Regions from separate parts of the Mus musculus genome. Here region 1 is linked to region 2. Evidence: chromatin loops called from intact Hi-C (ENCODE). Cell type or tissue: left cerebral cortex. All regions are shown on one strand. Each heading gives the region's core, and the rest is flanking DNA. Links, peaks and the distances in the headings are about the cores only. Region 1 holds the start of Rpf1 (ribosome production factor 1 homolog). Region 2 overlaps Ttll7 (tubulin tyrosine ligase-like family, member 7).

Region 1 (12,897 bases), core at 2,146-10,145, 430 kb before region 2:
GAAAATGTAATTATCATTACACACAAGTAATCACACAGAACAATATAACTGTGAATGCATGCAGCTAACAAAAGAATAAACACTAGGAGGTAAAAACTCAACGCACTGGAAGAGGCAGACAGCGGAGAGGTATAGCATGCATGTTCTTTCTTCGGGAACAATGAAACACACATGCAGAAAGAATATGTAAGATGGGAGCAGCCTATGAGATCACAACAAGCCCTTCCAAAATAGGAAGCACAGGTTTTCAAAGGCAACACTGCCCATTCCTCAGAGCAGACTACATGCCAGGACTTAAAAATCTCTCCTTTTTTTTGGTTTTCGAGACAGGGTTTCTCTGTGTAGCCCTGGCTGTCCTGGAACTCACTCTGTAGACCAGGCTGGCCTCGAACTCAGAAATCCGCCTGCCTCTGCCTCCCAAGTGCTGGGATTAAAGGTGTATGCCACCACGCCCAGCCCAAAAATCTCTCTTTAACTGAAAAGGACTAAACTCAAAGTAAGCAAACAGGCACAATAAAATTAACACAAATAAATCTATAATATTTTCAAGTTAGCATACATAAAAATCAATGAGCTGAGGTCAATTAGAAAGGGAAGTTAGAGAACCCTTGGGCTGGAGTGACTCTGCCTAGCACTTGCAGGGGTCTGGGTTCCAGTTCCAGCTCCTCCTCCATACACCACCCCCATACACACACACACACACACACACACACACATACACACACACACACACACACACACACACACACACACACACACACCAAACAGCAGCAACAAGACTCAAAACAAAAAACATCCAAAATTCTTGACTAAAGTAAAAAATAGAAAACAAACAAACAAAAAACAAAACAACCAAAAAAACCCAACAAGCTGTCAAATGCACGGGCCATGTAAGGCAGCAGATGGGAAACCAGAGCTTTGCACACGCGTTAGCACAGAAGTGAAGTCTATGATTCCTTAGAAAGTTCAGACCTGGTGAGAGCCAGAAAAAGCCAGAGATAAGCACAGGAACTGGGCATTGGAGAAAACTAATGATATAAGATGTGGTGGGTGATGGGGTCTGCCAGGGGCTGGGTGAGTGCTAACGACAGGAAAAGCTAATTTTCTATTACATAACAGAGCAGGGTAAGATCACTGGAACCTAGTTAGTTATCCTATGTTAAACTAGTTAGTTATCCTATGTTAAAAGTAAGTAGAGAAGACTGAAGGTTCTCACACACACAAGGATATTTGAGATGTAAATGTTAATTACTACAGTGTAATCATCAGGAATGGTATGTAAACATATTAAATTATGGACTTATGAACATGCCAATTAAAATTTTTAATTGAAAAGACAAATAAATGATTAACAAATATTCCATTATAAAAATAACTGATTTAAATATAACAGTGAAAGCAGCTCATTTTCAAGCTTGTGGGATTTGCTGAGAATGATACTCAAAGGGAATTTTATGGCTCATAGTAAAGAAAATAAAAAATGAGCAAATAGATAAATGAAAAATAGAGGAAGCTCAATGAAAGTAGAAGGAAACAAGAGGGAGATAGAAATGAAACAAAATTCAGTAGAAAAGATAAAAGAAAAACTACTCTGAGAGAACACAAACTTAGACTGACGAAAAGCAAATGTTAGAATAAACACGGGCTTTCTTCAAACAGAGGCCGGCCTAGCTCCTCCTCCTCCCACTCTCCTTGCTACAGGATGATCTCTATTCGCACGATAAAACGACGAGGTTTTATTTTTAAAGGAGAAAAAATGTTAGGAATCATAAGGAGACATTACTATAATTTTAGTCATGAGTTCAAATCAACAACCCAAAACAACGTATAAAAATAATGAATATCATAACCAGAATAAGTTTATCCCAAGAATGCAAGATACTTATTTTCAACTAATTTTAGAGAACCCATAGATGCATTAAGGTAATATGTGGAACAAACACATACGCATCTCAGCATTTTCAGAAAAAGGGTTCTATGGTCATTCATGATGGATCCAAGCCTAAGTGTGATTTCTGTAAAGCATAAGAAAAACTGCTGACGACATCCACATCAAGGAGATGGTACCAGCAGGATTCTTATCAGGAACACTCAAGGACCCCTGCACTGCCTCTTCTAGTCACTCAACATTACAGCAGAAGTTCCAGTCAGAACAAAAGAAAAAATAAAGCAAGAAATAAATCTGTCTTTGGAGAAATAATTATCTAAAATGTAAAATGAAGCTAATATTTAGATAAACTACAAGAAGCCAGGTTAGGCAAGCTATGGTTAGAGGACCACTACCCTCGAATCAACGTTATGTTTACAAACTAGCAAACAAAGCGTTATGTTTACAAACTAGCAAACAAAGCCATCTTCAGAGACGCATGTGCCAGAGGGAAACTGAAGCAGGGCAGCAGGAGCAGCTCCAAGAAGACTTACGTAAAACCACTATGGAGAAGATACAAAATTTACTAAACCATATTTTTAATATTTAAGAAGACCTAAGTGAAGTAATGTATGCAGGTCCCCAGACTGCATCATCTGGTGCACTGCGTGCATTATCAGATGTTCTAGACAAATCCTAACGACAGAGACAGGGAAAGAGACAATGAGGAAGGGGAGAAGAGATATCTACATCTTGCGACCACCACGACGTCAAACAGCAACACACCAAGGGTGATCATTCACATTTGGTTTCTGACATTACCTCTTCATCATTGGGGTCTACTGTGGTCTCGTCGTAAACGCGCTGGTTGTCAATGGTCTTGGGAACAGGCTTTGGTGGAGCCTAAGTAAGAGGGGAAACACCGAGTGTTAGAAGCAGTTTATATTAACAACTTCACATTCCTGTGGGGAAACAAGACATTCTTCAAATAACCTCAGAACAACCTGTCCTTATTTCCATCCACAACCACTGTTACTAAATCCTAGGAATAGAGTGGGGGCAATGACACTACCCCTTAACAATCTGAGAAGACATACGTGGTAAATACAGAATGAAGTGACTTAAAACTAAGACAGGAATCACAAAAATTATCCCTGTCTAAAATAATATCTAACAGTAAAGGGAGTCAGCAGAATGGAAATAAAAAAAGTTTAGTTAGTTGCAAATCCAGGTGACTGTTTCTGTACTTCCCGCGATCTCCTCAGAAACGTGGCAAGTCTATCCAGCGACCCAGTAATTCTGTTTGGGGTTAATTTATGGAAAGAAATAAATTGTCTATGTGGTGGCCATTTGTAATGGAAACAAACATCAAGATAACACCCTGCATACCACATGACCAGATAATGCAGAATTATCATGCCGCCGAGTTTATGGTATCAACATACTTGCAAGGAGTACAGCAGAACTAGGAGAACACACAGATGCCACACAGTGACCTGAAGGAACGGTGAACTGAGGTGCTACTCAGGATGGGCGATGTGGATGTGTGTAAGGTGTGCAGTTGTGGAAGTTGGTTCTCTCCTTCCACCCAGTGGGCTCTAGAATTACACTCAGCTGGCCAAGCTTGGCAGCAAGTGCCTTTACCTTACCGAGTTCTCTTGCTGACTCTTATGTAATCTTTAAAGATAATTCCAGGAAGTCATCTTTCAGTCCAAAATCTGACTTTTTGTGTTCAGTTAGGCAGGGTGTGGTATATACCAGCTGAAAGCCTACATACACCCCAACCCAGGGCCAGCGATGTGTTAAAGGCCGGCCTGCACATGAATTTGCTGCAATCCGATGATAAGATTATATGATGTATTAGAATGCTGAAGGTCAAAATAATCTAATATTGATGACTTTAGATGTTTTAAACTGATCCTATTTGGACAGTGCATGAAAAGTAGTATGCTTAGTCTGTACACAGCCTGAATATGTTTATCTTTCTCAGAAATCCTATTCTCACTTGGTATTTATAGGTGGTAAAGGGGAGGAGAACCATAGGCTTTAAAAATCTTACACGCTAAATTATGAATTAAGCATATTTGTAAAAATTTTAAAAAACGAAAACTTTCGTCTTGTAACAATGCAGGAATATTTAGTAGTTCTTTTAGCTTCAAGTCACAAGAGTTAAACCCCAAGCCTAAAGTGGGAGTTCCCAGTTCCAACAGCAGGGAGAGCTTTCCCTGCCTCCTGAGCACACCGCGCTTACCACCTGCACACAAAGCACCTAGGAAGGCACAGCTCAGGGAAGTCCAGCAACTCCATCTGAGCGAGCTACTGAGAATAGGGGACGAGTTGTCACCACTATTTGCTAAGTTGGGTACAGAGTACAAAGGGATTTAGTACATTATTTTTATACATCTGAAATGTCTTAGAAGAAACCAACACAGTATCAGGAAATACTTCATAAGACAAAATACAAGGCTATAAACCTTACTTACCTTATCGCCAAGAGCCTCTCTCTCCTTTTTAAGTTTTTTCTTAGCTGCCAACTTTTCCTTTGAGATAAAAGCAAACAATATTGAGAAACCAGTAGTTATTTCATAAACTCATACTGAAACTACAAGTCAGCTCTGAGAAATTACTATAACCTTTTAAAATAAGCACATGAAACTTTTTAAAGGTCTGCTTAGATAGCCCAGGCTTGCTTCTGACTGACCATCCTCCTGCCTCAGACTCCTTAGTGTTTTAGATTACAGGTGCATACTCCCACTCACAACTAGACTTATCGATTTTTCTTTAATAGCTAAAATATTGAACTACAAATGGGCAGGCTAATCAAGAAGATTCATTTGACAAAGAGCTTGCTCTTTGTTTTGCTTCCATCAAATCAACATTAAGTCTGAACATTTAAACTTTCAGTAACTTTAATTTTTTACTATAATACTTCCAATTAATTAAACGTATGAATGAACAAGTACATTTTCCCCTAGTGGATGCGTTCTAAAGATTATGGGTATAATGGTTACTTCTCTTGAAAAGCACTGAAAATAGACAGAAATGGGAGATGAGTTCTCAGGACATTTCCAATAAGGTCACCACTAGTTATTCTTATAGGTTATAACCAAAACTACCTATTAAGGTCAATAGGAAGTTGCAAACATGTTCAGTTGTTACTTAGTATACACTATAATCTCCTGAATCTAGACAAAATGTCTGACACATTCTGTAGTGCCTACTGATCTTCAGTCCAAAAAAAAAAGGCTTTTAGGACATTCCTCCCTCAAAATTGCAAATCAAGCCCGGCGGTGGTGACGCACGCCTTTAATCCCAGCACTTGGGAGGCAAAGGCAGGCAGATTTCTGAGTTCGAGGTCTGGTCTACAAAGTGAGTTCCAGGACAGCCAGGGCTACACAGAGAAACCCTGTCTTGAAAAAAACAAAAAAACAAAAACCAAAAAACCTCCACAACTGACTGTTCTTCCACAAGTCCTCAGTTCATTCCCAGCAACCACATGGTGGCTCACAAACATCTGTAATGGGATCTGATGCCCTCTTCTGGTGTGTCTGAAGACAGCTACAGTGCACTCATATAAATAAATCTTTAAAAAATAAATAAATAAATAAAAAGAACTCCAGTAGCGACCTAGCACTTACGAAAAGATCCAGCCAAGGTCCTCCAGTAAGAGAACACAAATATAAAATCATGTGTTAGTTGCTGTGTATGCTGTAATAGGGAATTTTTAAAATTGTAATTTAGACACAAATGAGCCTCATGATCCTGGGCAAGGCTTACTTACAAGTCTGTCTAGTTTTCAGTGCGAGCACAAGGCGGAAGAGAGCAAACACAGCTATGACAGACACTTCACAGTGCTGAAACTTCACCAATGGTTCCTTGAAAGAGTCTGGGGCCACGTTTAGGACCTGGAGTTTACCACCAACGCTAGGCAGGCGGGATGCGCAAAGGCAGGGGGCGGACCCTCTGCCATCTCCGGCCAGAGGCTGGATCGTCGGTTCCAAATCCCTCGGCTTCCCAGAGAGTGCAACCCACGGAGCAGGCAAGGGCCGGATTCCCCTACGCCAAGCTCATCCGGCAAAAGGCTGACGCTGGGGACCCCGTAGCCAAGCGAGGGGCTGGGGGCGCGCCTCCGGCCCCGCCCCTTCAACCCCGCGCGCCCCCGGCCCCGCCCCTTCAACCCCGCGCGCGCACGTCGCCCCCCCCCCAGCCCCGCGCGCTCCCGGCCCCGCCCCTGCGCTCGTGCCCCGCCAACCCCGCGCGCGTACCTTCCGCTGCTGCTGTTTCCACCGCGTGAACATCAAGTGTCGCCGCTGCTTGTTCTTAATCTCCGAGATACTGAAGCCCGGGGGGAAGGCGGCCGCTTTCGCGGGCTGCACCCCGCTCTCCGCCGTCCCATCGCTCGCGGCCGCAGCCTCTTGAGGCTCTTCAGCGGCAGCTTTCCTCTTCAAGCCTCGCTTGCCGCCACCAACACTTTTCTCGCCGGCCTTCGCCATGTTGTTTACGGCTGTACGGAAACGGAAGTGCTCTCTGTCTTTGACCCGGGTCATACGGTTTTACTTCCGGGGCCGCCAAGTTCCGGAACTAGCGCTTTGCTTTATGGATTAGCTATGTAAGAAAGTGCCAAGGCTGGACGCTGGTGGTGGCGCACGCCTTTAATCCCAGCACTAGGGAGGCAGAGACGGGCGGATTTCTGAGTTCGAGGCCAGCCTGGTCTACAGCCTGAGATCCAGGACAGCCAGGGCTACACAGAGAAACCCTGTCTCGAACTCCCCTCCCCCCAAGAAAGAAAGAAAGTGTCAAAATTCAGAGTTCGTTCCCGACTGTACATTATTTCTAATAGAACAATTTCTAAACAGAACAAGATTAAAAAGAGAGCAAAGAAGCATCACACTTCCAACGTTCTCACTGGTCTCAGACTTAATGCTTATGCAGCAATGCAGGAAAATCCTTTCATCTGAGATAAACTGATAACGCCTACCAGACAATGGAAACGGCCAGCTGCGAGGCCCCTTAGCAGCAGCAAACTAGTCTACCACTCAAACACCACAGACACCAGAAGTCAGACGAAAATTTAGGAGAGAAGAAGAGGCTTGAAGTTGAATAGATTCTGTGAGGGTTTTGTAAAGACGCTGTGTTTTGTGTAAGATGTAGTCCTCTTGGTGGATTTTGAGGGAGAAAATGATCAGGCATTTTGCTTTATTTTTAAGGCGCTACGGCCCTGACTCAGGCTTTGTAGATGCTAAGTGAGTGGTTGTCATAAAGCTGAATTTACAGTCTCCTTGATTTACACATAAAAAACAATACTCATAATAATTATTTAAGGGGACTGGGAAGATGGCTCAGTGATTAAGAGTACTGACTGATCTTCCAGAGATCCTGAGCTTAATTCCCAGCATCCACATGGTGGCTCACAACCATCTGTAATGGGATCTGATGCTTTCTTCTGGTGTATCTGAAGACAGCTACAATGTATTCATATACATTAAATAATTCTTTTTTTTTTTTTTTTTTTTTTTTTTTTGGTTTTTCAAGACAGGGTTTCTCTGTGTAGCTCTGGCTGTCCTGGCACTCACTTTGTAGACCAGGCTGGCCTCGGACTCAGAAATCCGCCTGCCTCTGCCTCCCGAGTGCTGGGATTAAAGGCGTGCGCCACCACGCCCGGCTACATTAAATAATTCTTAAAAGTTATTTATTATTATTTAAGAAGAAACTAAGGGAAGATGGGTGGAGTGAGAAATGTTAATGAATTGAACAAAGGTAGTATTCGCACAGCTCTCACCTTAGAGAAAAATGAGACAGTTTATTCTGGAGCCAAATATGAGTGGCCTGGAAACATAGGTTCAGGCATCCCAAAATTCCCTTTTCCAAGGTAGAAGCAGGTTCCTAAAGCCTTTTTTATAGTCATAGAACAAAAACTCGTAAACCAAGACACTTTCCAAGTCTGTTGTTGGAGCCACTAAGTAGGCAGTTACTTCATAGTGAGAAATCTCAGCTACAGGTCTCCAGTCACCACGGAGCTGAAACCAATCCTATTGGTTAGTGATGTAACTGTTGTTAAGTTGTAGCAGAACATAATTTATGTTTGTGGCAATGCTGGTGTAAATCCACCATGATGACAGTCATATAAAATTACAACATTACGATTATGATACTATTCATTCCTTGACAACACTAAAAACAACAACAACAACAACAAACCTTGTATGTTAACTGGCAGATGTAATAGTGCTGGCTTAAATATTTGCTTTCCTACACTTTTAATTTTTAGATTGTATTCCCATTTCCATTTTTGTTTCTGTAAAACAGTGTGCCATGTTACACCTGTACAACTCATATGTCTCCTGTTTTATCATATCTCTTGATTAAATCAAAATACCATGCTGAGTGATTACCATATGCCACCAATATTTGTGTAAGTACACACTATGCTGTGTACACATTGATAAAATTGTGTAGTTAAAACATTCCCCAGAATGTATATATATCCATTACCAAGTAGTCCTAGTACTTGGAAATCCATCAATGAGAATATATTTTCTCTAAGATTTAACCTATACATTGTGATCAGACAAGAGACACAAACATTTTAAATGTAAGGTAATAAACAATAATATTTAGTTTATGCTAATTATCTCGGGTCTTAGAATACTCTTAAAAGTTATTGAAAACTTTATGTGGTTATAACTGTCAAAACAAGCAAAAATGTAAATTAGGGCTTATAATGCTTGCATATATTTACGTATAGTAGCAATAAAATCATTATTTAAGAATTTATATACATTATGAAAATGACTGCATTTTGTAGCACAAAAAACAATTGCAAAGAGTCATATTGTTTTATGGACTTTTAGCTGGATTAAAGCTATTTTTGCGTAGAGTCTTTATTGATAGGAAATCTTTGTTGAAATACATGAAGAAAATCTAGCCTTAATTTTGCAACTAGTTGAGAAAGGAATATCTAAGAGATATTTCAGACAATTATTGATATTTGGTACTGCATCAAAAATTGGCAAGTGGCAAGCTTTTTAAAGGTAACTTGTCATGACAGCTGGGTATAGTGAAGCCCAACTTTAATCCCAGAACTTGGGAGGCAGAGATGGGTGGGTCCCTGTGAATTCAAGGCCCGTCTGATCTATACAGTGAGTTCCAGGCTACCCAGTGATATATAGTAGTACTCTGTCTCTAAAACACCCTAAAATTCCATAAATTATATCAATGACCTTTTAATAGTCTGTTACATACATTAAAATGTATTGCTCTTGCCTTTTACCTATGTGTGCTATGTAGCTGCATTTACTGATCATTTGAAAGATATTGGTTAACTGTATCTTTCAAAAGTTGATGCACTTTGTTATACAATTTTTTGGCACACACATACATGTGCACACACAGCATGCAGATCAATGGGTCAAAGTTACTGAAGTTGAAATTATTGTTAATTTATTCTCTTTGTCCTATTCCTGATTGCTAATTCTTTAAAACAAATTTTACTAGTTCTATAAGAGTTTTGGGCAAGCTGGTTTGATCATATTCATTCCCTTCATCGGTTCCCAGGCACACCGTCCTTCTCTTATCCGGCCACCATTTCACCACACTTTAAAAGTACTACTTCATTTCCACCTATCCATCTCCTTCCTTTAACTCTTCCCATGCCCGAACTCCCTCTTAAATTCATGACTTCTTCTGTAATCATTTTACACACACACACACACACACACACACACACGCACGCACACACACCACTGCTCTGTCCATTTAGCATCCCTCATAAGTACAGTAAGTGTTTAAGAAATTCTCAAAAAAAAAAAAATACAGAAAAAAAAGTCCTAATCAGCAAGGTACTGAAACGTGTCACACTCACAGTGGCACCAGAGTTCCACTTGAACAGCACTAAGCTTGGCTCCATATGAGCCGTGAGCAGTAGTACCTTCAGTGAAACCCAGGGTATTAAAACAGGGCTTTGGAGAATTGAGGAGTCATGGGCAATGGGGTCTCATATTGATATAAACTTCCCTTCTAAACATGACTTACTTTCTATTGCTGCCATTAACTAAAGATCAAGAACAATCTTAGCATAGAGTCTTATTGTAAAATGGGAGTTCACTCTGAAGTAGCGTCAAGAGCATTCTATGAGTTTCTTCAATGGTGCCAGCTATACCTCATCATTTGGCTGAGGCTCACCAGAACCAAAGGTTTATACTGTTTGTTCCTTCTGAATAAGATTGTTTTCTTTCTTTCCTGATCCATTAAAGAAAATAAAAATTTCTTGCAGCTTCTGTTATTATCCTTCAGGCACTTTTTTTTTTTTTGAAAATCCTTTTTATTTTCTACAGCAAGCAGGCAAATTAGAGATAAAGTCTTGTCTTCTTTTACCTCTTACACGGTAACAGAGATGATAAAGTATAAGATCATGTTGCTTTGGTTTCACAATACACTGAGAGAAAGTTAAGATTCATTTTGGGAGAGAGATAAAATGAAGTCTTGTGATTGCTCTCACACAGCCACGGGGGCCTTTGTGGGGGAGGAAGGTAAAGAGATGGGAGATTGTCTAAGGACAAGGACTGTATGTAGCTAGACTTTTATCCCAGCAAACTCCAAGTGGACCCACCTATCTCTGCCTCCCCGGCATTAGGATCACAGATGCATGCTGGGATGTCTGGGTTTTGTATGGTTACAGGGGTCGAACTCAGGTCTTTATGTTTGCACCAACTAAACCACCTCTCCAGCCTTCTCAGCATTAATTTATTGGAGGCCTAGCTTAAATCCCAAAATTTTATTAGACTTATTTATTGTGTGGGTTGCCTATTTGTTTACTTATTTGTTTGTTTTAAAAGACATGGTTGAGACAGTCTCTTGTAGCCCCAGGCTGGCCTTAGAATGGCTAAGCATGACTTTAAACTCCTAATCCTTGTATCTACCTTTCAAGGGTTGCAAAGACAGGCATGTGCCTTCATTACTAGCCATGATTAGTTTTAAATACTCTTTTGTTGTCAAAAAATGTTTTATTAATTTTTAAAGCATTGTCTTAAGGTAAAATCAGATGATAAAAACATTGTGGAGACTGATATACTTGGTTTGGTTCCTAACTTCATCCTTACATAGAGCTGGAGTGAGAGTTACCGGATCACTGATCTGACTTGTAAGCAACTCTAAGAACCTGTGATCGCAGCTGCATGGTTTCTCCTGGCCATGAACCTCTGAAGATTAGCTTAGTGGAGTGAGCAGTGAGCACACCACCAAGAAGCCCTGGGGAGAGGCACATCTGAACTTTAGCAAGCCTTCCAGGTGATCTTATGACACCCAGAAACAGGTCACTATGAATTTTGTTCCTCTGACTTCCATAGTAAGCCCCCTCTCACAAACAGATTTAGTGTCCAAATCAAATAGTGTCCTCTTCCTATGTCTTCCTTCATGTAGAAAAATCTAGATGACTGAACTAGGCATCACTAAAAGACTTCTTATAGCAACACATTATTATGTATCCGTAATAAAAACATTTAACCATTATGATAAAATGAGAGATAATGAGTACCCTTAGGCAAAGGAAAGACAGATTAATGACTGGCTGCAAATCTGGCTTACTTTTTCTTTAATTTGTCTAGCATCCTGACACTATGATGTGTCCAGATGACTCTTAGATGCTCGGCTTATTTTATTTCTGCCCACATTAATGCTTTGCACCAATTAGCTTCATTGTTCAGAAACCTATGCTGTTTGAATCTCAATATTAAAAGTATTCATGCCTCTTTCTACCTGGGTTTAGTCTTGGAACACGAAAAAAACCCCAACAACTAAATATGAGTGGAAAAGAGATTAAGTGTGAATAAGTCCAAATTATATTTAATTGCAATGCACCAGGGTTAACTGTTGATTTTGAAGACTTTGTTATGCTATTGTAAGATGCTAACATGTGGAGATATAGGGGGTATGCACACATGAGCTATCTGCTCTATTTTTGTAACTCCTATGTAAACTTGAAAACTTTTCCAAAATAAAATATTTCTTTCTGATCCTTACTAAGAGTTTCTTGGTGTCCATTTAAAAGAAATTATAGAATTGCTTTGCACCAAGCCAGCCTATGTGTTCATAAACCAATAGTGTCTCTTCCCTTCCCTCCCCTCCCCTCCCCTCCCCTCCCCTCCCCTCCCCTCCCCTCCCCTCCCCTCCCCTCCCCTCCCCTCTTGGATTGGATGTTTTCTTTATTTACATTTCAAATATTTTCTCCTTTCCAGGTCTCCTCTTCTGAAACTCCCTATCTTACCCCCTTTCCCTCTGTCTCTATGAGGATGCTCCCCACCCACCCACCCATCCACCCATCCACCCACTCTTGTCCTTCCATACTGGCATTTTGCTACACTGGGGCATCGGACACCCTCAGGCCCAAGGGCCACTCCTTCCACTAATGTCCAAGAAGGCCATCCTCTGCTACACATGTGGCCAGCACGATGGTTGCTCCACACGTATTCTTTGGTTGGTGGTGCAGTCCCCAGGAGCTCCGGGGATCTGGCCTGTTGACACTGTTGCTCCCTCCGTGGGGGCTGCAAACCCCCTCAGTTCCTTCAGTCCATTCTCCAACTCCTCCATCGGGGACCCTTGAGCTCAGTCCAATAGTTGGCTGTGAGCTTCTGCCTCTGTCTTTGTCAGGCTCTGGCAGAGCATCTCAGGAGACAGACATATCAGCAAGCACTGCCCAGCATCCACAGTAACATCAGGGTTTGGTGGCTGTATATGAGATGGACCCCCCACCCCCCGCCCCCGTGGGGGCAGTCTCTGGATGGCCTTTCCTTCAATCTCTGCTCTACACTTTGTCTCCATATTTCCTCCTGTGAGTATTTTGTTCACCCTTCTAAGAAGCACTGAAGCACCTACATTTTGGTCTTCCTTCTTCATGGCTTCATATGTAGACCAACAATTTAACTTGTCTTGCCAGTGTGCTCCTGAAGCTACCAACAGCCTCAGAACATATTTCCTAAATATAGACAGTAGATCATTAAAACATGGAGGAAGCCCTCCTTACTCTCCATTCCTTG
Region 2 (12,897 bases), core at 1,861-9,860:
TCTTCAGGGGCATGCCATACGCTCTTTTGCACAGCGCATAGTGTCTCAAGGGTCCACCAAATTCTCCAGCTCAGTAGTGTAGTGAACAGGCTGCAGCTTTTACAGAGCTGATTCCCAGCAGTGGTTAGCACATGAGGGTCCTGGTATGTGTGTTAAAACTGGCCTGTGAGGCTCGGAGTAAAGTACCCAAGGAGTGAAGAACTTATCAAAGGAAGAATCCGGAGAAGCAATCTTTTGTTTTTCTCCAAGCATTCCATTGAGATACCTGCCCCCACTGCCCCTGTCATGGAAGGTCCGTGGATTTAGCAGGGAATCCACCTTATTGATTGACATTCTCTAGCACCAGTGATTGATAGCTGCAACTCTCTTTTGCTTCCTTTCCTGAAAGATTTTGTAAATGCAGCTCTGGATAAATATGACTCGGTTTTTTATTTTGGAAGCTGACATTTTATGTCCAAATTTTGCTGGATTTTGATCCCTGGCCTGTCAACTAATGTGTCTATTATTTAATAGCATGGACTGATGAAGGGTATGGGCCAGGGAGAGAAAAGATCCTGAGAGTTTTACAGCTCTGAGATTGTTCTATGCTCTGGGACCAGTAGGTTCAAGAACCAAGATTAGACAGTAGCATAATAAAGTGGGAAGCAGAATTAAAACAGGTTTTTGTGTAGGAATCTTTATTTTAAGTCAACCCAATTCAATTACATATTTATTTTCTTATTGTATCTTTAGGTGGGAATTATACCAAGGGTTTTACTTTATTTTATATTCTCTCTTTAATCTTAAACCAGGAGCCCCATAGCCACAGATTCTCTAATGACCAAGGGCAAAGTCCAGATCAGGAGTGACACTTTCTTGTGTAGACAGTGGGCTTGGTATTGTTAATGCCTCACAAAGCAACATAAACACTTTTTTCTCTCACATCATTTATAGGTGGAAGTCACAACCTAATCTACTCAGAATCACCGGTGTATCTAACTACTTTAGTTTTCTTGTCTGAATTTCCAGGTATGTAGGTGATAAGGGAGAAAGTAAGGTGACTGAGACGATGATATTTTCCTTCTACCCCACGAGCAGGTTCTCATTATTCAATCCTTACCTAAGACCTGTAAAGAAAGACCAACAGTGTAGCTGGGAGTATATGGTTTAGAATTCTCTTCCTCTTCCTCCTCCTCCTCCTCCTCCTCCTCCTCCTCCTCCTCCTCCTCCTCCTCCTCCTCCTCCTCCTCCTCCTCCTCCTCCTCCTCCTCCTCCTCTTCTTCTTCTTCTTCTTCTTCTTCTTCTTCTTCTTCTTCTTCTTCCTCCTTCCATGAGTTTTGTATTGTTGTATGTCAATTATGTGACCTTTGTAACTAATATCTTTTAAAGGTAGACTGACCAGTGACATGTTCCCATATAGTGTGCGTCTAAAAAGTGCTGTGCATTACAAATACAGAAAGATGCTAAGACTTGCAGCAAAAGTCTTTTGTTTTTAAACAGCATCTTCTAAAGCTTAGATGAGTATGTATTTTTATTCTCCCCAGAACATAAAGAAACAATACTACATTTACCACACACTCACAGTATCTTTTAGGAGTGCTCATCTAAACCTACATTTATATCTATCACATTTATGAAGTTTTGGGTTCTTTTCAACAGCTGATGAAGAGAGACCTTTGGGTATGCAACCCGGCTTCATGTGAGTTTTAGTAATTTATTTAACTAATGGAGATTGACATATTCTCCAAGCAGAGAACAAACCCAGGATAGAGGATCTAGAAAAATGAGCAGAAGAAAAGATTAAAATGCTGGTGGTGTTGAGCAACTCTCTTTTTTCCAGGTCTGGAGCCACAGCTTACCAGGGATGCTGCTTCTCTTTCATCAGTGTTCCCAGCATGCACAAGGGCAAATATTTGATGATTTTTTTAGATATTTATTTTGATAACAGTCTTATTCTTTGACTTCATTTTTTTCTTCACTTAAATCTTTTGCTATTGAAATCTCTCTCTCTCTCTCTCTCTCTCTCTCTCTCTCTCTCTCTCTCTCTCTCCCACCCTCTTTCCTTCCCTCCCTCCCCCACTCCGTGTGTGTGTGTGTGTGTGTGTGTATGTGTGTGTGTGTAAGTCTACCAATTTTGCTGCAGCCCTTTTAATAGTGAATTATTATTTACATTAGAATAACCTTCATATTGTTCTGTTCTGTGACTTCCATAAGAAGCCCTGAATTCTGTCCCTTATCTATTTACCCTGGCCACTCTCTGTTCTGTTTTCTTCTTTTCTGTGATACTTTAAAATGGTTAATTTCTGACCTACACAGAGACTCTAATAGCTAGTTTTAACCCAAGGTTAGTAGATAGCATTGTGGACTTACAAAGAAGCGGAGGCTTTTAGCATTCAAAAGGTTGAGGTGTTGGCTGACCTTGGCCACCACCTTGCTGTGTGACTTTGGGAAGGCTCTTCTGATAGTCTAGACAATAGAAATCCCTTTTCCTGGCCAGGAAGATCATTCAGTGTGTGAAGTGCTTGCCATGCAAGTGTGAGGGCCTAGGTTTGGATTCTTAGAACTCAGATGATGCCGGGTGCTGTGACATGTCTGTAGCTCCTGTGTCTCTATGGAAAGATTGGAGGTGAAGACAGGGGGTTCCCTGTACGCTGGGGGTCCGACTAGTCTTGCATCTACAGCAGTAAATGATGAACGATGAGGAGACTTTGTCTCAAACAAGGCTGAAGGCGAGGACTGAAAATTGTAGTTGTCCTCTGAACTCCACACGCGTGCTGTGGCATATGTGTTCCTGCATTTCCACACACACACACACACACACACACACACACACACACACACACACACCCCTTCTGCCCAGGTTTCTATAAGAGTGACATCAAAGAGAAGGACCTATATGCTCATGGGTGTTTGTCTCTTTCCTTCTGTGTCTCTAACATCACACTTGGAGAACTTAGCACTGACGTCTTCTTTAGTGTTTTCCCAGCAGAAGTGTTCTTTACACACCAGAACTTCTCTCCTAGCGATGGTGTCTAGACTTGACCTTTGTCACCCAGCCACCACTGGGGTCTAAGCATTAGTCTGTGGAGACCTACTAGGCAGAAAAGCGTACTAACAGCACCACTTCTCCATCATCGCTAGATTCCATGAGGCGTTCGGTCAGCTGCCCTCGGTCCATCTCTGCTCACTTACCTTCCAGAGGGGATGTGCGCCCCTTTTCTTCTCAACAAGTGATACCATTAGCAAGACCAACGTCAGCGTCCCGGTCACATTCCTTAAACCGCGCTTCATCCTACGCGAGACACCTGCCTCACGGCAGTGACACCGGCTCTACCAACACTCTGGTAAGCTATCAGTGGGTTGTGTCCTTCTGAAGTTGAGGAACACTGTACTCGATGCAGTTGGAGAGGGGATCAGCTGAGAGGATGGGGAGACGGAACCCCCAATCCCTTCTGTAATTCAGTCATGACCCTGGGAAACTGCATTGTTCTCTATCTCCTGATGCAGGAGGGTAACGTTGTTGGTAATCATTTCCTGATGCAGGAGGATAACGTTGTTGGTAATCGTTTTTATAAACACGTTTCTTTTTCTTGCAATATCTCAATCTCCTATAGAAACAAGCACAATTAGTGTATGGAAAATGCCTCTTTTAGACTCCAATAGTTTAAAAACTGGTTTAAAAAATTCTACTCATCGAGCCTAGGCGTGATGCTGTTTAGAATGCTTTCTGCAGATTATATTAACAAGGAATATCTCCTTTTCAGCATAAACTAGAGAAATTTACAATTGAGAAAGTCGGTGGTTTTATTATATTTTGCTGGAGCTAGACCAGAGAGTTATATAAAGTCTCTGTTTCATTAACATTAACAAATTTAAGAACGAGTCTTTCCAGTGGGAGAACTCTGGAGATATAACTGAATTCACTCCCTTCATAATGATGACTGATCTTACTATCCAATCCAAGAATCGGTGGCAAGTGAAACAAATTAGGAAGTCCTTTTGAATTACTCATAGGTAATGTTTATATCCCGAGCAAGATAAAATACAACCAGGAGAAAATACAAAAGACATTCTTACAAATAATAACCATTTTAATGTTAAACATTCGCAAATAAATGTCCACTTAAAAAATTAACAATGTGTCCCTTTTACCTGAAACTATCTTTCACATTATACTGGTACAGTGGAATAAGACCCCCTCCATGTGTCTGTATTCTTTCAAATTTAAGAACGAGTCTTTGCGGCAATTGAAAACCAAAGAGCAGGAAGACGACCTCACCAGTCAGACCTTGTTTGTCCTCAAGGACATGAGAATCCGCTTTCCGGGGAAGTCAGACGCAGAGTCGGAGCTCCTGATAGAAGATGTGAGTATTTGTATAAAATCCAAAGAGCATCTGTCTACTCTTCTGAGAGCATTAAAATGTATTGCCTGGGACCAGGGAGATAGATCTGTTGGTAAAACCCTTCCTGAGCCAGCATGGTCTTAGGCTGGGTCCTCAGAACTTACATAAAGAGCTGGCATGGTGGCCTGCAGCTGTGACCTCAGTACTGGAAAGGCAGAGGAAGGAAGACTCCTGAGAGTTCCCAGAGGTGAGCCGCAGCTCCCAGGGAAACGTCATTCAAGCCTGACCTCTGACCTCCACAGGCATGCATGCACACACATGTGCACACACATAAACACCAGCATATATGTGCATTGTACACATATGTACATGCACACATGCCTCCTATACATCTACACACATACAAAAAATGTATTTTCTGATCAAATTATAATTGATTGAATAGGAAATGTAATTGATATTGCTTTTAGCCCCCAGAAACTTTACAAAGTAAAAGAATTCATTTTAGTTATTAGGAACATTTTATCATATAATAAGGCTTTCAAGTAAGAATAATTAGCATCAAATAATAACTGTTCTTCATGATCAAAGAAATATCAGGGTAAACTCTTCTATTTAAAAACTAAGTTGAAGAGCTTAAGATGAAAAGAGACAGGATGAAAATAGCGCCTTGGTATAAAATGTCAAGATGAATTACAGGTGATGCCTGGAAAATCACGTTTTGAAACAGCCTGGATGAGTTATTTTCACGCCCGCCACCTAGTGGAGCGTTTGGGTGGCAGATGTTCAAACGCTCCGCAGTCAGGACTTGCTCCTCTCTTAAAAAGAAATCCAAGGTCACGGGAATGGTTTGATGGAAGAACATTTCTTCACTCAAGGTTTCTCTTATCCGCCCAACACGCTTTATAAATGCCCACAGTTAGGTCATCCATCGGCCACAGAACGTTTTGAGGGTCGGGTTGGTGGCTTGTGATTTTCTTTTCCCCAGAAGACAAGGCGCCATCTAGTGGTCATATGTAGAATAAGAACCAAAGCTCTCACTGGGTCCTCTTATTGTTCATCCAATGATATGAAACAAGTGCATAGAAATAACGAAACAAGAGAAAGATTTCTTGCTGCAAAAATCTGCAACGGCATCATATTATTGTTATTAGAGAATTATCGTTAAGTATCCAAGTCTTTTGAATTTTGTGCTAAGTTTTGTTTTGTTTTTTGTTTTTTTTTTCAAAAGTGAAAGTTAGATGCTGTTTGTCAGGGAGCTTGTTACAACAAAAGAAAATTGAAAATTTTATAAGGCATTGTGATAGATATGTTTTACATTTTTTTTTATTTAGTGTGTTTATGTGTGTTGGTCCCAGGGATTAGAAGAAGGTTACACTTGGCAGCAAGCATCTTTGGCCAACGAGCTTCATCGCCAGCCTGGAAATGTTTCCACTCACTTTGATAATGTTTATTTCTAAGAAAAGCCAGTAACTTTGAAGCAGGCACATCATTTTTGTCTGTCTTTTATGATCTGATATTTTCTTCTCGAATTTATTTCTTTTATTGAATATTTGCCTCCGTGTGTGTATGTGCACCACATGTGTGCCCGCTGCTCAGAGGTCAAGGACGGCATCACAGCCCCTAGGACAGGAGTCATAGACTATGTGTGGCCAAGTGGGTGCTAGGGATTGTACCCAGGTTCCCTACAAGAGGAACGAGTGCTCTTAGCCACTGAGCGATCACCTTGGTTCCACTGAGGTCTGCTGTTTTTAATTAGAAAACGAGAGAGAGAGACACTAATGTATGTGGCTATTGCGATTCTTCCATAAAGAAGATTGTTAGGCTTATACAATCAATGAAACGTAATTAATAATTAATGTCAGGCATTAGATTCTTTGCTGTATTTCTGCTGTGTTCCAGACTTGAATGCTTGCTACAGTATCCATTACTAGGGTGTATACTGAGGAATTCTGTAGAATTCTGTAGGTAATACAAAACAAAGGGCTAGTAGAACTCTAATTGAATATAGGCTGACTTTGAATGTATTGTTCAATATTCTATCACTATGTGGGTAACACAGCCCTGTGAGTAAAGATAGAAAAATCTGTGTTGGAGTCCTACCTAAAATGTGTGTATCCAAGGATTTCTGGCTTTTACTCTCTGAGTGATATTACTCTTACTGGAGAGAAAGAAATGGGCTCAGGTTTAGAACCTCTGACTTGTCTAAATCTCTGCAGGTATCTTTCTATGAATGGTAGAATTGTTATTATAAGTAGTGCTCTCATAGTGCTGTCACTGCACGGATGAATACAGTCATGGATAACAGGGTCATTCACTATTCTCTGTGAGCATTCTAGCCTAAATTTGTTAACTTCTCTCCCCCAATAGATCATGGATAACTGGAAGCATTATAAAACAAAAGTGGCTTCATATTGGCTCATAAAATTGGACTCTGTAAAACAACGGAAAGTGAGTAGCACATGAAGATCACTTGGCCATTTATATGTTCGTTAAGCTAAAATGTTTATTTAAGTTCAGAACAAGTTTACATATGAACATTTATTTGCTTATTTCTTCAACAAACACTGTGCACCTATTATATGTTAGACAAGGTTTAGGACCGTGTGTCAGCAGATATCTGTGAGTAGTGTGTCAGCAGATATCTGCGAATCAGTGTGTCAGAAGATATTTGTGAGTGGTGTGTCAGCAGATATCTGTGAATCAGTGTGTCAGAAGATATTTGTGAGTAGTGTGTCAGCAGATATCTGTGAATCAGTGTGTCAGTAGATCTGTGAATCAGTGTGTCAGAAGATATTTGTGAGTAGTGTGTCAGCAGATATCTGTGAATCAGTGTGTCAGAAGATATTTGTGAGTGGTGTGTCAGCAGATATCTGTGAATCAGTGTGTCAGAAGATATTTGTGAGTAGTGTGTCCGCATGTATCTGTGAGTAGTGTGTCAGCAGATATCTGTGAGTAGTGTGACAGCAGATATCTGTGAATCAGTGTGTCAGCAGAGCGGGGAGCAGGAACAAAGATCATGGAATAAAAATTAGTTTGATGTGTATATGGATGATAGACCACAGTTTTACTTATTAATCTATTTACATGATAAATTTTTATTGGAAAATAAGTGATACAGTAGTTATAAGAGATGAATTTGGATGGTGGGTCATTGCTCAGATTGAGACTTTATGGGGTTCGAGAAGAAAGAGTTTTACTTTAGTAAATGAGATGTCACTGGAAAAGTTTGAGACTTTTGTAGTCTGACTAGTAACTTGAAAGGACTCAGAACCACTGGAGGGGACTAGAGTTGAGAAGAGAGAATGTGGCATAGAGTGGAAAGTGGTGAGATGGTTTTTAGGGCAACTGAGGCAAGAAGCAGGACTGGTCAGCTAGGGTGTGGAGGGATGCTTGGATTCTGCAGGCCTGTTGTGTGGGTTTAAAAGTATTTATTTTAAGGACTGGAGAGATGGCTCAGCAGTTAATAGCATTGGTGGCTCTTCTACACGTCCCAGGTTCTATTCCAATCACCCGCATGGAGGCTCATAACCTTCAGTTCCAGGAGACACACACTCTCTTCTGGCCTCCAAGGGTACTGCATGCACACAGTGCACAGACATACATACAAGTAAAACAGTCATACACATAAAAAAATGCTTACTTTATTTTACGTGCATATATGTATATATCTGCGTGTATGTTTTTGCGCCATGTGCATTCAGGACCCCAGAGAGGTCAGGAGAGGTGTCTTATCTCCTGCAGCTGAAGTCACAGACACGTGTTACCCTCCATGTGGGTGCTAGCAATTGAATGTGGGTCCTCTTGCAAGACCAAGTGCTCTGAGCCACTGAGCCACCTCTCCAGCCCCCTGTTTTTGTGCTTTGATATTGCATATGCTAGGTAGATGTACTGACTAGCTATCCAAGTGACGATATTGAGTGTTTTTGATGTACATATGGGTTTGAGAGCAGAGTTGAGGTTGGATGTGGAGGCTGTAAGGCATTTCAAGGAATAGAGCTGGACAGGACTATGTCGAAAGTTTGTAAGAGAAGACTGGAGTTTCTGGGACCCTGTGAGCCCAGGGGCCACTCCTGCAGGTAAGAATGGGGAGGTGGGAGGATTCTCTGAAGAGGACTGAGAAGAGACAGGTGGTGCCCAGTGAAAACAGCAGGGGTTGGGGGTCCCTGAAGCCACATGAGGTTACCTCAGCCACAGACTGATGTACTGTGCTGGAAGTTGCTGCTGGGGGTAGAGCATCAACCTGTCTGTTGTTTTAGGCAAACATGGAGGTTAGTGGTGACCACAGTCAAATTTTGAGCAGTCTGAGGGAATTCTATTAGTGAGTCTCGAAGAGGAAAAAAGCAGTAGTTGGTGCAGACACTTTTCAGAGCTGGGGGAAGAGACAAAATGAAGTGGTGGTAATGTGGAGAGAGTAAGATTTCTTTTTTTCCTTTCTGCCTTAACGATGAAGACTCCTCATTTGCGCATGGGTGACAATAGTTTGGAACAACCACTGACAGGGAGGGGCAGTATCAAGTTCTTTGGGAAACCGAGGTCTGGTCCCACCAAGAACAGTTATTATAACCAGAGGGGAGAGGAAGGGCCCCAGGGTGTGACGGAAGACGTGAGATCTGATGAAAGAGCAGGGGACACATAACAGCTGCCATGCCAAGGAGCGTGGGAGGCAGGGATGGCGTCCCCTTAGGAGGCTTGTCTCATGTGCTGGGATGGTTTTCAGGAGCTAGTACTATTTCAGCAGCTCTAGGAAAGTGGATTAACATTTGGCCATTCTACGGCTTGTTGATAGATGAGATGGAATTTGATGCCGATGAGGTTATGACCTTTATCTGAGTAAACTGATCTGAAGGGCTGTCCATCAGCTCATGCGTTGCCCTGCCATGGGCAGAGGCAGTGTCTCCATTGAGGAATATGTGTCAGAAGAGGCAACAGAGGTAGACAGACATTCACCATGCTGTGAGCCATGGGTGCGTAGTTGCTTAGCAACCGAGTCTGGCCTTCTCCCCCACTACGGACCATAAGCCAGAACACCTTCTCCTTCTATGAGTGCCTTTAGGTCATGGTATTTTGTCACAGCAACAAAAAGTAACGAATGCAACGATGTTCAAACAATTGGTTATTTATAGAAGAAAAGAAAGGGATCTTACTTCTTATCGTACACAAAATAAATCCCATGCAGGTTACAGTTTGGTATATAACATAGGGAAATATTAAGACAAAGGAAATGCAGGAAGGAAGATGATTGTAATTGCAGACGGGGAAACAATATCTTTAAAAAGACCAAGAGAGCTAAAAGGGAAATCTTGAAAGACTGTTACAGGAAAGTTTAAAGTTGGGTATAGCTAGTGGTTCTTCCCCATAATCCTGGCATGCAAGAAGCTGAGGCAAGAAGACTGTTGGGAGTGCCAGCTTAGTCTGGGCTACACTGTGAAACCACATCTCAAAAACAAAAACAAAACAACAACAGCAACAACAAAACTACCATCACCAACAAAAACAACAAACAAAAGCCCCCAAACAACAACAACAACCTCAACCAACCAACCAACCAACCAACCAACCAACCAACCAAGACCCCAAGACAACAACAGCAACAACAACAACAACAACAACAACAACACCCACCCACCCAACCAACCAAAACCAAAAAGCCTAGAGAAAAATTTAGGAATGCCAAAAGAGACCTTAAAGAAAATTCAAAGCAGAATGGGTGTGAGGATGTTAAGCAGGTAAAGAATTGAGTTTAGCAGGCAGGAGTGGGATTTGAGTAGTTGGGGGTTGAGCAGGCAAGGCAGGTGCTGAGCACATGGGAGAGTGTTGAGGAAGACTGACATTCAGTGCCCATCACATAAAAAGCAACAGAGGTAAACCAATCATTCTTAGCAGTCAGTCAACAAAAGTCAAACCAGCTTATAAACACCCACAGGTAGCGTGGCAAAATGCATAAAACAGGACTATTTACTAGATCTTCAAATAGCCAATCAGCATGCAAATAGATCTTTGGCTTTACTAATGATGAGGCAACAGCAAGTGAAAATTATCCTATTGGCAAAAATTAATAAGATGGATAATTCTCATTTGTGGGCCTAGCATGGCCTAAGAGGGCCTTTGCTCCGCCATCAGACAGGGTACATTGGTCTAACTCTTCAGAAAGGTCATTCACGGTACTTATTAAATTATGGATGCTCGTAGCCTTATGAGTCAGAAGAACCATTCCTTGCACTGTGTCCTGAAGATTTTCATCCTGAAAAGTAGAAAAGACATCTATAGGCCAACATTTATAACAGTGCTGTTAGTCAACTACCAAGAAGCAGCTTGAGTGTCGCAGTGGGATTATGGTTAAAAGGACGTGGTGCATTCTTGCAATTTAGTGGCATTTGTTTGAGTACTATTCTAGAATCTTCTGAGCAAAGCACCCAGCAAGAAACAAAACTCAATGCAGACTCTCCGGGAGGCAGGTGTCCTCTGCTCCCCGGTCTTCTCTTTCTGGAGATATTCTGGGCTCAGTGCAACCAGTGGACCATGCCTGTGGGAACTGAGGGAGCCTTTCAGATCTGGTGGCCATCTTTTTCTGTCTCATTCTCAACCATGCATTCTGGATGGTGAATTATCAATCCAGTATCAATTTCCAAGCAAGATAAACATTCCAGGCTGAGTTTTGGGAGCTCAGCCCCCTGCGAGCGTTCTGCAAGGGTGGGGAGGGTCTGCATCTATGTGTCTATGATATCCAGTGTCACTCACTAGTCACATGAAGCTCCCCCCCCCCTTTTTCGAGACAAGGTTTCTCTGGGTAGCCCTGGCTGTCCTGGAACTCACTCTGTAGACCAGGCTGGCCTCGAACTCAGATATTTGCCTGCTTCTACCTTCGGAGTGCTGGGATTAAAGGCGTGCACCACCACACCTGGCCACATGAAGGACTTGAACTACTGTGACCACACAAATTGAGTTTGTAACTTAGTTTCAGTTCATCTAGAGTGAGAGGACAGTCACATCTATCGCTTTCTGCATTTAACAGCATAGGTCTAACAGACGAGATGCCCTTTTCTTAATGGTCTTCCATAAAACCTTTCTTTGCTATCTTCCCACTTATGAATTTAGAGGGGCCATGAGAACAATCCAGTGACATTTTTCATTTGATACCAACCTAAAAGGACACCTATATTAAAGTAATAAGTTACACAATAAGGTACATTGTTTTATTTTAATCTACTAATGAGTGTATTACTTAAAATTAACCTGTTTTTTTTTTTGTCTTCTTGTCTGTCTTTTTGTCTCTGTCTGTCTGTCTGTCTGTCTGTCTTTTTCTGTATGCTTGACTGCCTTCCTTTCTCTCTGGCATTAGTGTTTTCCTTCTTGAAGCAGCTGTATGATGGCATACCCTATACTCCCAACAGTGAGGAGTTAAGACAGCCTTGTCTACATAGTAAGTTCAAGGCCAGCCAGGGTCACATAGTGAGATCCTACTTCAAAGAACCTTCCTTTGTTTGACCATGTATGATTTATTCCTAGCGGATCTCTGTACTGAGCTAAGAGAAGGGGAGCAATGCTACCTACTGCCTTTTCCCTCCTTTACTTTATGTATTTCTATATTTTTCAAGTTACCATGATCTGTTTTACAAGTGGAGGGAGGGATGGCTGAGAGAAATGAACCAGTCTGTTGTAAACAACTTGACTAAATAACAGAGATGTGGGTTGGCGCCATGGCTCAAAGAAACAAGGGAAAGAGGTGGGACTGGGCTCTGAGTCCAGGATTTTAATCTAGGCTGCATGGGCAGGAGATTCACAAGTTCAAGTCCAACCTAAGGTTTAGAATGAGTTAAAGGTTAACCTGGGTAATTTAGTAAAGAGTCTACCTCAAAATAACAAATACAAAACAGGTTGAGGAACATAACTCAGCTGATTGCCTGGCATTTGCATGAAGTCCTGGTTTAATCTCTGGCACCACAAAACAAAACAAAAACAACAACAAAACCAAAACATAAGACAATCAAAAGAAAGAAAAGAAAGAATACAGAGAATTAGCAGTTACAACAAAGAGGTGGATAAAGACTGCACCTTCCTCCTAAACAGCACACCGTCCTTCAGCACATTCCTTCCATCTTTTTCATGTCACCTATACGATTCCCTTACAGCCACAAATTATCTTTCCCCGTTTGACATTTCAGGGCAACTTGTACCTGCCTTCTATCTACTGTGAGAGGTTTATGAATTTTAAAAGGCCCTTTAGGGCTACCATGCTACCAGCCACCTGCCTGGGGTCCTCTTGGTACCCACAGTCTGTGGGAAGGAGAGGAGACCCTGTGGCAGTGCTGAACAGTCCTGGTGAGTGCCACAGCCCTAGGAGCAGACCCCAGGGCTGACTGCTCCAAGTCCTCTAGAGCTCAGGGACATAAGGACCTGTGGAGGCTTTGCCTCTGGGCTAGGCTAGCCAGCTGTGGATTGGTACCTGACAGCTTTGAGTAGTGGTGCCTCTCAGGCTCTGACACCTCAGGTATAGATGGGTCCCTCTAATCTGTCTATAAATGAGTCTCACATTGTAGTCACTTGCTTTTGCCTGTGCCCTGGACTACCCGCT

Evidence for each region. Peaks named below come from ENCODE experiments on the same cell type or tissue, not always from the same donor. Only the 100,000 strongest peaks of a DNase experiment are listed, where the experiment ranks them.
Region 1: it touches region 2 in a loop (2.3-fold over the local background); 3 of 42 quality-filtered maps call a loop at or near these places.

The regions. Positions count from the first base shown.
Region 1 is chr3:146,515,037-146,527,933 of GRCm38, forward strand. It overlaps Rpf1 (ribosome production factor 1 homolog), which reads right to left and starts at 6,387. Exons shown (of 9, transcript NM_027371.3): 1 at 6,133-6,387; 2 at 4,351-4,407; 3 at 2,690-2,770. The coding sequence starts at 6,360. In left cerebral cortex, for the core only: CTCF peaks have their summits at 4,088 and 5,405 (motif pointing left); DNase peaks (open chromatin) are centred at 4,142, 5,413, 5,742, 6,423 and 1 more place; H3K4me3 peaks cover 1,970 bases; H3K27ac peaks cover 1,556 bases.
Region 2 is chr3:146,940,886-146,953,782 of GRCm38, forward strand. It overlaps Ttll7 (tubulin tyrosine ligase-like family, member 7), which reads left to right. Exons shown (of 21, transcript NM_001357217.1): 16 at 3,121-3,323; 17 at 4,209-4,343; 18 at 6,693-6,773. Among named protein-coding and RNA genes, the nearest start is that of Ttll7, 95 kb to the left of the region's middle. In left cerebral cortex, for the core only: CTCF peaks have their summits at 5,144 and 5,347 (motif pointing left); DNase peaks (open chromatin) are centred at 5,128 and 5,266; H3K4me3 peaks cover 575 bases.